Regions from separate parts of the Homo sapiens genome. Here region 1 is linked to region 2. Evidence: chromatin contacts called from ENCODE Hi-C or POLR2A ChIA-PET data. All regions are on one chromosome and are shown on one strand. Each heading gives the region's core, a stretch centred on a gene start or an enhancer-like site at or near the end of the contact. The rest is flanking DNA. Distances are from core to core; before and after follow the strand shown.

Evidence for each region. Hi-C counts contacts between places; a loop is a spot of excess contacts on that map. ChIA-PET counts read pairs that join two places held with the same protein, here RNA polymerase II (POLR2A). Pooled maps may share reads with other maps.
Region 1: a loop to region 2 is called in a map of CD8-positive, alpha-beta T cell, with 19 times the contacts of the local background. The contact joins the promoter of CTPS1 here to the enhancer-like site in region 2. A Hi-C loop is called at or near these places in 1 of 168 maps with a recorded cell type or tissue (CD8-positive, alpha-beta T cell) and 5 of 50 pooled maps. POLR2A ChIA-PET finds 5 or more read pairs at or near these places in 1 of 52 experiments (activated CD4-positive, alpha-beta T cell).

The regions. Positions count from the first base shown.
Region 1 is chr1:40,976,399-40,980,999 of GRCh38, forward strand. CTPS1 (CTP synthase 1) reads left to right here and starts at 3,298. Exons shown (of 19, transcript NM_001905.4): 1 at 3,298-3,431. RefSeq lists silencers at 3,087-3,276, 3,547-3,836, 3,907-4,046 and an enhancer at 4,247-4,296.
Region 2 is chr1:39,404,306-39,409,248 of GRCh38, forward strand. The region is part of intron 58 of MACF1 (microtubule actin crosslinking factor 1); the gene reads left to right. Among named protein-coding and RNA genes, the nearest start is that of BMP8A, 85 kb to the right of the region's middle. RefSeq lists silencers at 4,218-4,827, 4,838-4,943. Within about 2 kb of position 1,251, at least 3 of the 41 ENCODE cell types and tissues checked have a DNase peak (open chromatin) inside an H3K27ac peak, as active enhancers do.

The sequences.
Region 1 (4,601 bases), core at 2,048-4,547, 1.6 Mb after region 2:
ACATGCGCACGTGCACACACACATATGCATTCATGCCATGCACATACAGCCACACTGTTGTCTATTTTTTTTTTTTTTTGAGACGGAGTCTCGCTCGTCGCCCAGGCTGAAGTGCAGTGGTGCAATCTTGGCTCACTGCAACCTCCGCCTCCCAGGTTCAAGTGATTCTCCTGCCTCAGCCTCCTGAGTAGCTGGGACTACAGGCGCCTGCCACCACGTCTGGCTAAGTTTTGTATTTTTAGTAGAGACGGGGTTTCACCATATTTGCAAACTGGTCTCGAACTCCTGACCTTGTGATCCACCCATCTCAGGCTCCCGAAGTGCTGGGATTACAGGCATGAGCCACTGCGCCCAGCCCACTGTTGTCTTTATTTGGGACTTACGGACATTAGAGATTGGAGTCTAGGCTGATGTACAAAGAAGAGGTCTGAGAACATGGAGGTTAATTTTTGACGAGATCAGTTTCAGTGAAATTATATGAGCAAAATATCCAGATTGGAATGAGTTCAAGAGAGGGAAGAAATTGAGACAGCAAAGTACAAACAACATTTTTTAGGAGTTGTGCTGAAAAGTGAAACAGAAATGGAGGGGGAGCTAGAGAATGGCATAGAGTCAGGAGAGGGGTTTTAAGATGGAACAAATTGCAGCATGTTTGCATCACGGTAGTGGAAAAGATCTACTAGACAGGGAAAGACTGATGACGCAGGAAGGGACATTCTACTAGACATTCTTGAGTTGATGAAAGGATATGGCACTTGCATACTAGACATTCTTTGAGTTGACAAATGGATATGGCACTTGGAGCAAAGAGGAGGTTGACCTCTGGGAGTGTGGGCAGTTTGTCCACAGTAACAGGAGACAACGCAGAGCTTGTGCGCAGATAAAAGTGGTTGGTGGATATGAAAAATCTACTGATGGCTTCTATTTTCTCGTGAAATGGGAAGCAAGACCACCAGCTGAGGAGAATATGGGGGAGGAGATGGAAGAGCTTTGAGGAAGAAGACAATGTCAAGTGGTCATTCAGAGGAGTGGTTGGGTGAATGGCTCATTTTTCCATCTCCCATAGCATCTTCATTACCTCAGCAAGTATGTTCTCAGCATCTGTTATGTTCCAGGCACTTTGATAAACATCAAATGCTTCTTGAAAGAAGATGTGGCTGTAGAGTACCTTCAAAGACAACCCAAACTTTTTTTTTTTTTTTTTGAGATAGAGTCTCACTCTGCCCAGGCTGGAGTGCAGTGGTGGGATCCTAGCTCCCATTGGCCTTGAATTCCTGGGTTCAAGCATTCCTCCAGCCTCAGGCTCTGGAGTAGCCAGGACTACAGATGCGTGCCACCATGCTCAGCTAATTTTTGTATTTTTTGTAGAGATGGGGTCTCACTATATTGCCTAGGCTGGTCTTGAACTCCTGGACTCAAGAAATCCTCCCACCCTGTGTCAGCCTCCCAAAGTGTCAGGATCACAAGTGTGAGCCACTATGCCTGGCATTCCAAACATTTTTTAGATTTGGAGCTGAATGCAGCATGGGCAGGTTGTCAGGGTTGAAGCACTGGTGATCCAGATCTGGAAGGAGCCAGAAGCCTCTAAAAGAGGCCACTGCAGGAGCCTCCTGACCTGGTTTCTGGGAATCCATCTGCTTCAATGATTTTCCTAAAACACAAATCTGATCCCATCACATCTTTTTTTTTAAAACTCCTTCAGTGAAGATAGTTAAGAACTTGTGGCAGACTGCTTCTAGAGAACAAAACAGGAACACTGGGGTACAGAAATAAGAGATTTACTTTTCATGGATACCCTTGTGTAGTGTTTGGGGAAAAATTATAACCATGTACATATATTCACTATTCAAAGGAAGGTCAAAAGCCTCTCAAAAGTTTCTACAGCTTTCCACTATCCCTAGGAGAAAGAGAAGCCTTTACTTGGTCTATAATGCTCTTCACCGTATGGCCCTACCCAACTCTTCAACCTAATCTCATGTTAATCTCGCTTCCTGTGGCCCTTGTGGACTTGGCTAGACTGGCCTTCCAATTCAGCTGTGCCGGCCTCTTTGGGCTTGTACACAGGCTTTTCCTTCTGCCTCACTTTTAAAAAAAAATTATTATTACTATTTTTATTTTATTTATTTATTCTTTGAGAAGGAGTCTCGCTCTGTCGCCCAGGCTGGAATGCAGTGGTGCAATCTTGGCTCACTGCAACCTCCACCTCCCAGGTTCAAGCTATTCTCCTGCCTCAGCCTCCTGAGTAGCTGGGACTACAGGCACCCACCACCACGCCCAGCTAATTTTTGTATTTTTAGTAGAGACGGGGTTTCACCATATTGGCGAGGCTGGTCTTGAACTCCTGACCTTGTGATCCGCCTGCCTCGGCCTCCCAAAATGTTGGGATTACAGGTGTGAGCCACTGCGCCCGGCCTACTATTATTATTTTTATAAGAAACGGGGTCTCGCTATGTTACCCAAGTTGGTCTCGAACTGTTGGGCTCAAGCATGTCTCACTTTCTTATCCCCGCCTCTCCCTTTCCCATCTTTGCCGTCTACTTAGGTCTCTGCTTCAAAGTTACTTTTTCAGGGCGGGCTTCCCGCCTGAATTCCCAATCACCACCGGACTTGGGTCAGTCCCCGCGCTGGGCACTCACTGCCCCGGCACCAGCATCTCTGCAGCAAGCACCCATAACAACCATAAAGTGTAATGAGCTGCTCAGTGTGCCTCCCTACATCGTTAGTCCGAGGAGAGGGTCCCTCGGTGCCCAGCACAGTGCGTGGCACAGTCGGTGCTCAGGGAGCGATAGCTAGATGAAACCGTACTTTTCGGGATCCTAGTCCATCCAAAGCAGCCGCCTTCGGGGCAGGTGTGGGGAGGAGGGAGGCCGACGAGGAGCCAACGCCGCGCGACCCTCCGCACTTCCGTCTTGGAGGCCAGGGTGGCGCTGCCGCCGTCCCTCGCCCGGAGGCAGAGATGCGCTGGCGCATCACCGCCAGGAGCCCACAGTGAAAGACCATCGGATGGAAGGCGACGCCCAGAACTCCAGGAGACCGCTGTGGGAGGACGCGAGGCCAGGTGACGAATAGGCCAGGCGTGAGTTCCCAAACAGCCTCCTCCCCTTCAAGAGAGTAAGCTTGGGCCACAGGCTGGGACGGAAGCAGAGGGGCAGACACGCCACCACCCGCCCGGCCTCGAACCTACGGCGGCACAGTTCAGCGGAGGCGGCCCAGCGGTCCTGTCCCGCGCCTGCGCACTCCAGGCCCCGCCCCGCCCCGCGCCCTCCAGGCCCGGCCCGCCCTCCAACCTCTGCGTGCGCACAGCCTAGAGCCCGCCTCCGTGAAAGACTGCCGGGCGCATGCGGTCGGGGTTGTTCACTGGCTGTCCGGGGCTCCGCGCGCGTCGCCGGCCCAGCTCTGTCGCTGACGGGAGGATCTGAAGCCGGCCGCAGGTAGGCTGACTCCAGGGATCCCGGGGGGGATCTGTTCTCCCGCGCAGGAGTCAGCGGCGCGAGCTGAGCCCGGCGCCGAATAGCCCCGCCGCCGCGGTGACGGACGTCGCTCCTACCAATCAGGGGCGAGGTGACTCGGCGTCCTGCCCAATGGGCTGTGTGCCTAACGGGAGTGGGGCGGGCGCCCCGGCCGGCGAGCTGCCGGCTCCCGCGCGCGGGCCTCGTGGCCGGGCGGCGCTGGGGAGAGGGGCCAAGCGGGGCGCGGGGCGGCTTCAGAGGCTGCGGGGCCTGCGCTGCCGCGCTGGGCCGCGCCGAATCAGCTCGGCCGGGCTCGTCGGACGGAGAAGGCCGTAGGGGAGTGGAGCGGCGCCCCCCCCCACACCCTCCGCCCTTGCTCTTCGTCTGCGAGGAAGCCCGGCAGTCGCCCATCCATTCAAGCAGTGCGGGCCTCGGGCCTCCGGCCTCGGCGCGGGCTCAGCCGCCCGGGGCTGGGCGCGGCAGCTCCGCGCCGTAGGACGAGGGGGCCTGCGAACTCGCCGGCCCTGGGCCCCGCGGCTGGCCTTTGGGCCTCACGGCTTCCTCCCTTCCCGGCGGCCGGGGGTCGGGGCGCTGGCGGTGTATAGAGCTCACCACGTTTGCGTGGCGCCCTTCCGTCCACGCTCGTTACAGTTTCGAATCCTCAGCGGCCCTGTGACGCGGGCGGCGCAGAGATTCTCACCCCCATTCCCCTAGGTGAGAACCCGCGTTGCAGGCAGCTCAAGTGACATGATTGAGGTCTGCACACTAGTGATGGGGGCTGGCACTTCATCTCATAACATTGAAAGAAAAAGCATTTCCCCCCTCAGTCTTTGTTGAATTTCTCTGATGCGTCTTGATTTACGTTACTTCTGTGCCGGAAAACCTTCTTGCGCCTTCCGTCACCTTCAGGATTAAGTTCAGATTGGGCATGCCAGTTTGCACATGATCTGGCCCTTGCCTACCTTTCCAGTTTATCTTCCACTGTATATCCCTGCTTCCCCGCCTTCCCCCTCACGGCCTTACCTCTGTTCTCTGTAGCTGCCCTGCACCTGCCTGTTCACCCTGTTCCCTTTCCTGTGCTCTGAGTCGTGCAGTCAGTCCTTCAAGGCCCATTGCAAGTCATATCTACAAAACAGGAGCCGCCTGGATCCG
Region 2 (4,943 bases), core at 1-2,500:
ACTAAAAATACAAAAATTAGCTGGGCATGGTGGTGCACACCTGTCATCCCAGCTACTTGGGAGGCTGAGGCAGGAGAATCACTTAAACCTGGGAGGTGGAGGTTGCAGTGAACCGAGATCGTGTCACTGCACCCCAGCCTGGGTGACAATGTGAGACCCTGTCTGGAAAAAAAAAAAAATTAACAACAACAACAAAAAAATTTGGAGACAGGATCTCACTCTGTCGCCAGGCTAGAGTGCAATGACACAATTACAGCTCATTGTAACCTTGAACTCCTGGGCTGAACGATTTTCTCAGCTCAACCTCCCAAGTAGCTAGGACTACAGATGCACATGCCTGGCCAATTTTTTAACTTTTTGTAGAGACGAGTGTCTTGCAATGTTGCTTCGGCTAGTCTTGAACTCCTGGCCTCAAGGGATACCCCTGCCTCAGCTTCTCAAAGTATTGGAATTACAGGTGTGAGCCATTGAGCCCAGCCAGAATTTGCTTCTTTAGAGTCCTGCCTTCAGCTCTCTACTTAGAAATATTTGTCTTTGCCATCTCTGTATATCTGAAATCCTAATGAGTAAATGTGATTCCCTCCATAAAGCCTTCTCTGATACCTCCTGCCTTCCTTCTTCCCACCCTTCTGTCAGGTCTTTTCTAACTTGCAAAGCCCCATGATTTTGTCATCACCATGGTTTTGGTGACCATTAGTCTAAAAAGAGGGATTAATACACTGTCTTTTGGAAAGTCTACAGGCAGGAAAGGGCTTACAGGGGTCATGAGAGTTCCTGCAGAGTGTGTGGAAAGTTTTCTCATGGGTTCACGAGTACATGAGAGCTCAAATAGCATCAAAATCCTTAGTATCCCACTTAAAGCAAACTTCGTGTCATGCTATGTTGCTTTATGAGCCACTCCGTAGCCATGTTTATAATAATAAAAGTACCAAAGGATGGCAGTGACTGATGCCCAACAGGTACAGACTAATACTGTGGAGTTTCTACTTGCTACTAAATAATGCTTGTAAAATCTAAAGATCCTAAGATGAAAGGCATTGTGTAGATTTAAAATGAGCAAGATCCAACCAGTCCTCTGTATCCTCTTCTACTCAGAATTAGTCTTCCAAGAGAGAGCACCCATCAAGGTGGGTGATAAGGCATCATAGAATCTAGGGAAGTGTGAATCTGGGGTCTCCAGATTGTCCCAGAGGGCTGGCATTTTAGGTCTGGAGCAGACAAGGGCAGGATGCCAGGTCCAAAACTTGGAAAGGGAGCTATGTTAGGGTGTGAGGAGACTCCACCCGGCTGTCTTTCATTAGGAAGACTGCAGGAAGGAGCTGGAAGGGCCAGGATTTTTCTTTCTTCTAAGTTCACTGAAGGAAAATCTAACACCAAATTCTGTACTTGGGAATTTCAAAATGAGTAGAGAATTCTTTGAACTCTGTAATCAATTAACCGGAAACTCATTTGAAATTTGGCTTCAGTGCATATGTTTGTGGTTACAGGGGTGGGGGAAATATCTGAAGAGGGTCTCTGGAGCTCCCTGTATTTCTCTTTTAAAAAGTTTATACACAGCATGTGAAATGAACAGATGCTTTTTTTTTTTTGTAGCTATCAGGGCAACAAGAGGTGGAAAGCTGTATCAGGTATTTATTTCAGTCCCTGAGATGGCTATTGGCAGAGTTTCACATACCTAAACTAAGGAGAAACTCATGAACAGATAAAAATTAAGACATGGAGGAGAACTTGTGCTTCCTCTCTTGATTTATTTCTAAACACATACTGATGATTTTTTAAAAAGAGCAAAGCACTCAGAAAGTATTCTTTGGCTTTGGGTTCTGGGGTTTTTTTGGAGGTGCGGTGGGAGGATTAGATTACTATATGTAATTTCTCTTTAGGTTGTATTTAAATTTGTTTTCCTAACACCCTAATTAGAGAGAGTGTGACTGCAGATAATAAGTAATTCGAATCTGAATTTCATAGTCGTAGGAATGCTCCATTTATTTATTTATATGGATCACTGATGAGAGTAGTAAGAATATTGGTAGATAGACATGGGAGGGAATTATTTAAGAAAAGTCTGGATTGGTTGATACCTGACTTGGTGAGGAAACAGTAAAGGAATTTCTGTTCATGAAGTTTGTGATTCCACATCAAGATAATTCTTTATGGCTGGGAACAGTAGCTACGCCTGTAATCCCAGCACTTTGGGAGGCTGAGGTGAGTGGATCACCTGAGGTCAGGTCACCAGCCTGGCCAACAAGGGGTGAAACCCATCTCTACTAAAAATACAAAAAATTAACTGGGTGCGGTGGCGCATGCCTGTAATCCCAGCTATTGGGGAGGCTGAGGCAGGAGAATCGCTTGAACCCAGGAGGCAAAGATTGCAGTGAGCCAAGATTGCGCCACTGCACTCCAGTCTAGGCGACAGAGTGAGACAGAGTCTCACTCAAAAAAAAAAAAAAAAAAAACATTCTTTATAATAGAATAACCACCCATGTTTCATCCAGAGCCAGAATTCCTCAGATTCTTCCAACCAGAGGGGCCCTGGCATGCTAAACAGTCTGTTATGATATCTGAACACTTAAGTGAATGTATTTGGCCAGGGATATTTGCTAGTAAAATTGATCTTTCCTTCCCTGAGTTTTTCCAGTTGTGCTGAATAATTAAAGGAAAATTAAAACCTGGATTCCCTAAACTGTTAAGTATCAGATCTGTAAGCTGTCAGTCCTTAGGATTACAGTGTATCAGAGTTAGAAAGGACTTTAAAATTCATCTGAACAAACTGCAGAAGATTTGTAAATCTGTTTTCCCAAATCTCTGCCAAGTGATTGCTTGAATTTCTGCTCAAACACCTCCAGGGTCAGGAAAGTCACCAGTTTAGGGGACACTCTATTCTTTGAATAGCTGTGAGAAGCTCTTTGTTGGTTTTAAATCTCACATCTTAGTGTGCCAGCTTAAGGAGATACCCAGAACAAGTTTCCTTCCTCCCACGTCTCAGCCCTTCAGATACTTCATGCTAATTACATCTCCTAGAACTTTCTCTAGGTCAGACATTATTGGGTCTTGCACTGTTTGTTCTTCATAGGACAGGGTTTCTAGTGTCTTGGCAGTATACGACCAAGAGGACACAGGATTCTGGGGCAGTGCCTTTAAAAGTTTTAGAACTAAAAAATATTAAAACTAGAAAGGGTGTCAAGACACAACCTAGTCGGCCTCCCCACCCCTTTCAGTTTACAGATGGGCAGAGTCTTTTGGATTTGAGTGGGTAGAATTGATCAGCAGCCGTTGTTGAAGTGAGAAATGAAGTGTAAAGCATTTTACCAGAGAAAGGTCTTTTAGTTGCCTAATTCCGATTACAGGCTTCAGCGCACTTCTCATTTTTGCCAAGGACCAGTCTGATTCCCTAAGTAAGCCTAAGGCTCAGCTCAAGGTTTCAGTGCCAGATCTTCATACACCAGGTGTTGGTTTCACTTACTGTTTGTGTAAAGGATAGAAATAACTTTTCCATAAGTTTTGCGGTATATATTGACCACATGGTCCGACAGAGATTCCGAATTTTAATAGATGTTTTTTTCCTTCATAAAATCAGAGAATGGCCATCACAAATAGAACAGAGTATTGGACCCGTTCAGAGATGCAGCTGCCTCTGGTGGACAGTTTCCTGGGTTGCCCTTTGTACTTTCTTTGTTTAACAGTCACCAGGTGACCAAGTGGCTTTTCTAAAAGCCAAAGGCCGTGGACGACGGGATTGTGAGCGACTTTTCTCTAGTGTTTTCTATTTGAGATTTGAAATACCCATGCTTTTCATCTGGTCCAAGGAGGCTCAGGTTTCCTTGGCTGTGCGCAACTATAAAGGACCCAGGTGTTTGGTCGTAGGGCTCAGCTGTTGGCATCCCCACCTCCCCCAACACCCCATTTTCTTCCGTCATTGATACCACTCAGGTCTGTGAGCAGAGAAATCCTGGTGGGAGAATTGACCAGGACTTGATATACTTGAGAAGGGGGAGAGGGAAGGTAGAATGTGCCTAGAGTTATCCAATAACTTTGGTCTCTGAGCGTGACCGAATTCCTTTGGGACACCGGGAAAGTGCCGGGTTTAAGGCTGGAGTGTTCTTCGGTCCGGCAAGGGGCGCGCTAAAGGTGACACTGGAAGGAGCAGGGACAGCCTTTGGCGGCAGAGATGGAGCCGAGAGCGATGCAGGCGGCCTACCCCAGCCGGCGCGACCTGCCGGCACACGGGAACTCGAGTGGCCGTCGCCAGAGCCGGCTAGCTGGGGGAGCGCGGGCGCCCTTTCTGGATTCGTTCGCCTTTGGGCTGGGCTCGGAGCCGGGCCGGTTGGAGCGAGACAGGGGCGGGAGGGGCCGGGCCAGCGGGAGGAGGGCGGGGCTTTCCTTTGTCAGGGGATTTGCGCCGCGCAGCCCAGACTCGCGCGGGTTCCGTTCCTCTCCTTGCGCCCTCTCCGGGGGCGGGGCGTTCCCCTCTGGCCCCGGGGCGCGGTGGGCGTGGGCTGCGGGAGCCGAACGGCTGGCGTCCCGGGTCTCTCGCTCCGAATCCCGCAGAAGCCCCTCCTTCGGCGCCTCAGCCTCCAATCCTCTCCACCGCTCCCTCCACTCTCGGAGTCGCTCCTCTCCCCGGCCCCGCCCCCGCCGGGCCCCGCCCCCGCCCTCGTCCTCCTTCCTGTGCTCTCCGCGTCGCGCGCTCCCTGGCTTCCAGGGGGCTGCCCGGGCGGGGCGGCGCAGCGCGGCGGCGCGGGGAAGGGGGAGGAGAGCCGCCCGCCAGCCGAGCACTTCCAGCGAGCTAGCGAGCTAGCGGGTCGCGCTGCGCGGGGGAGGAGGACTCGCCCCCCGCCCGACCCTAGCGGAGCCTTTTGTTCCCAGCCAGAAGTTTGCATGCCGGGACCGTGACAGCTGCGGGCGGGGAGGACGGCGGGGCCGCGGGGCCAGCGGCGTGGTGGAGA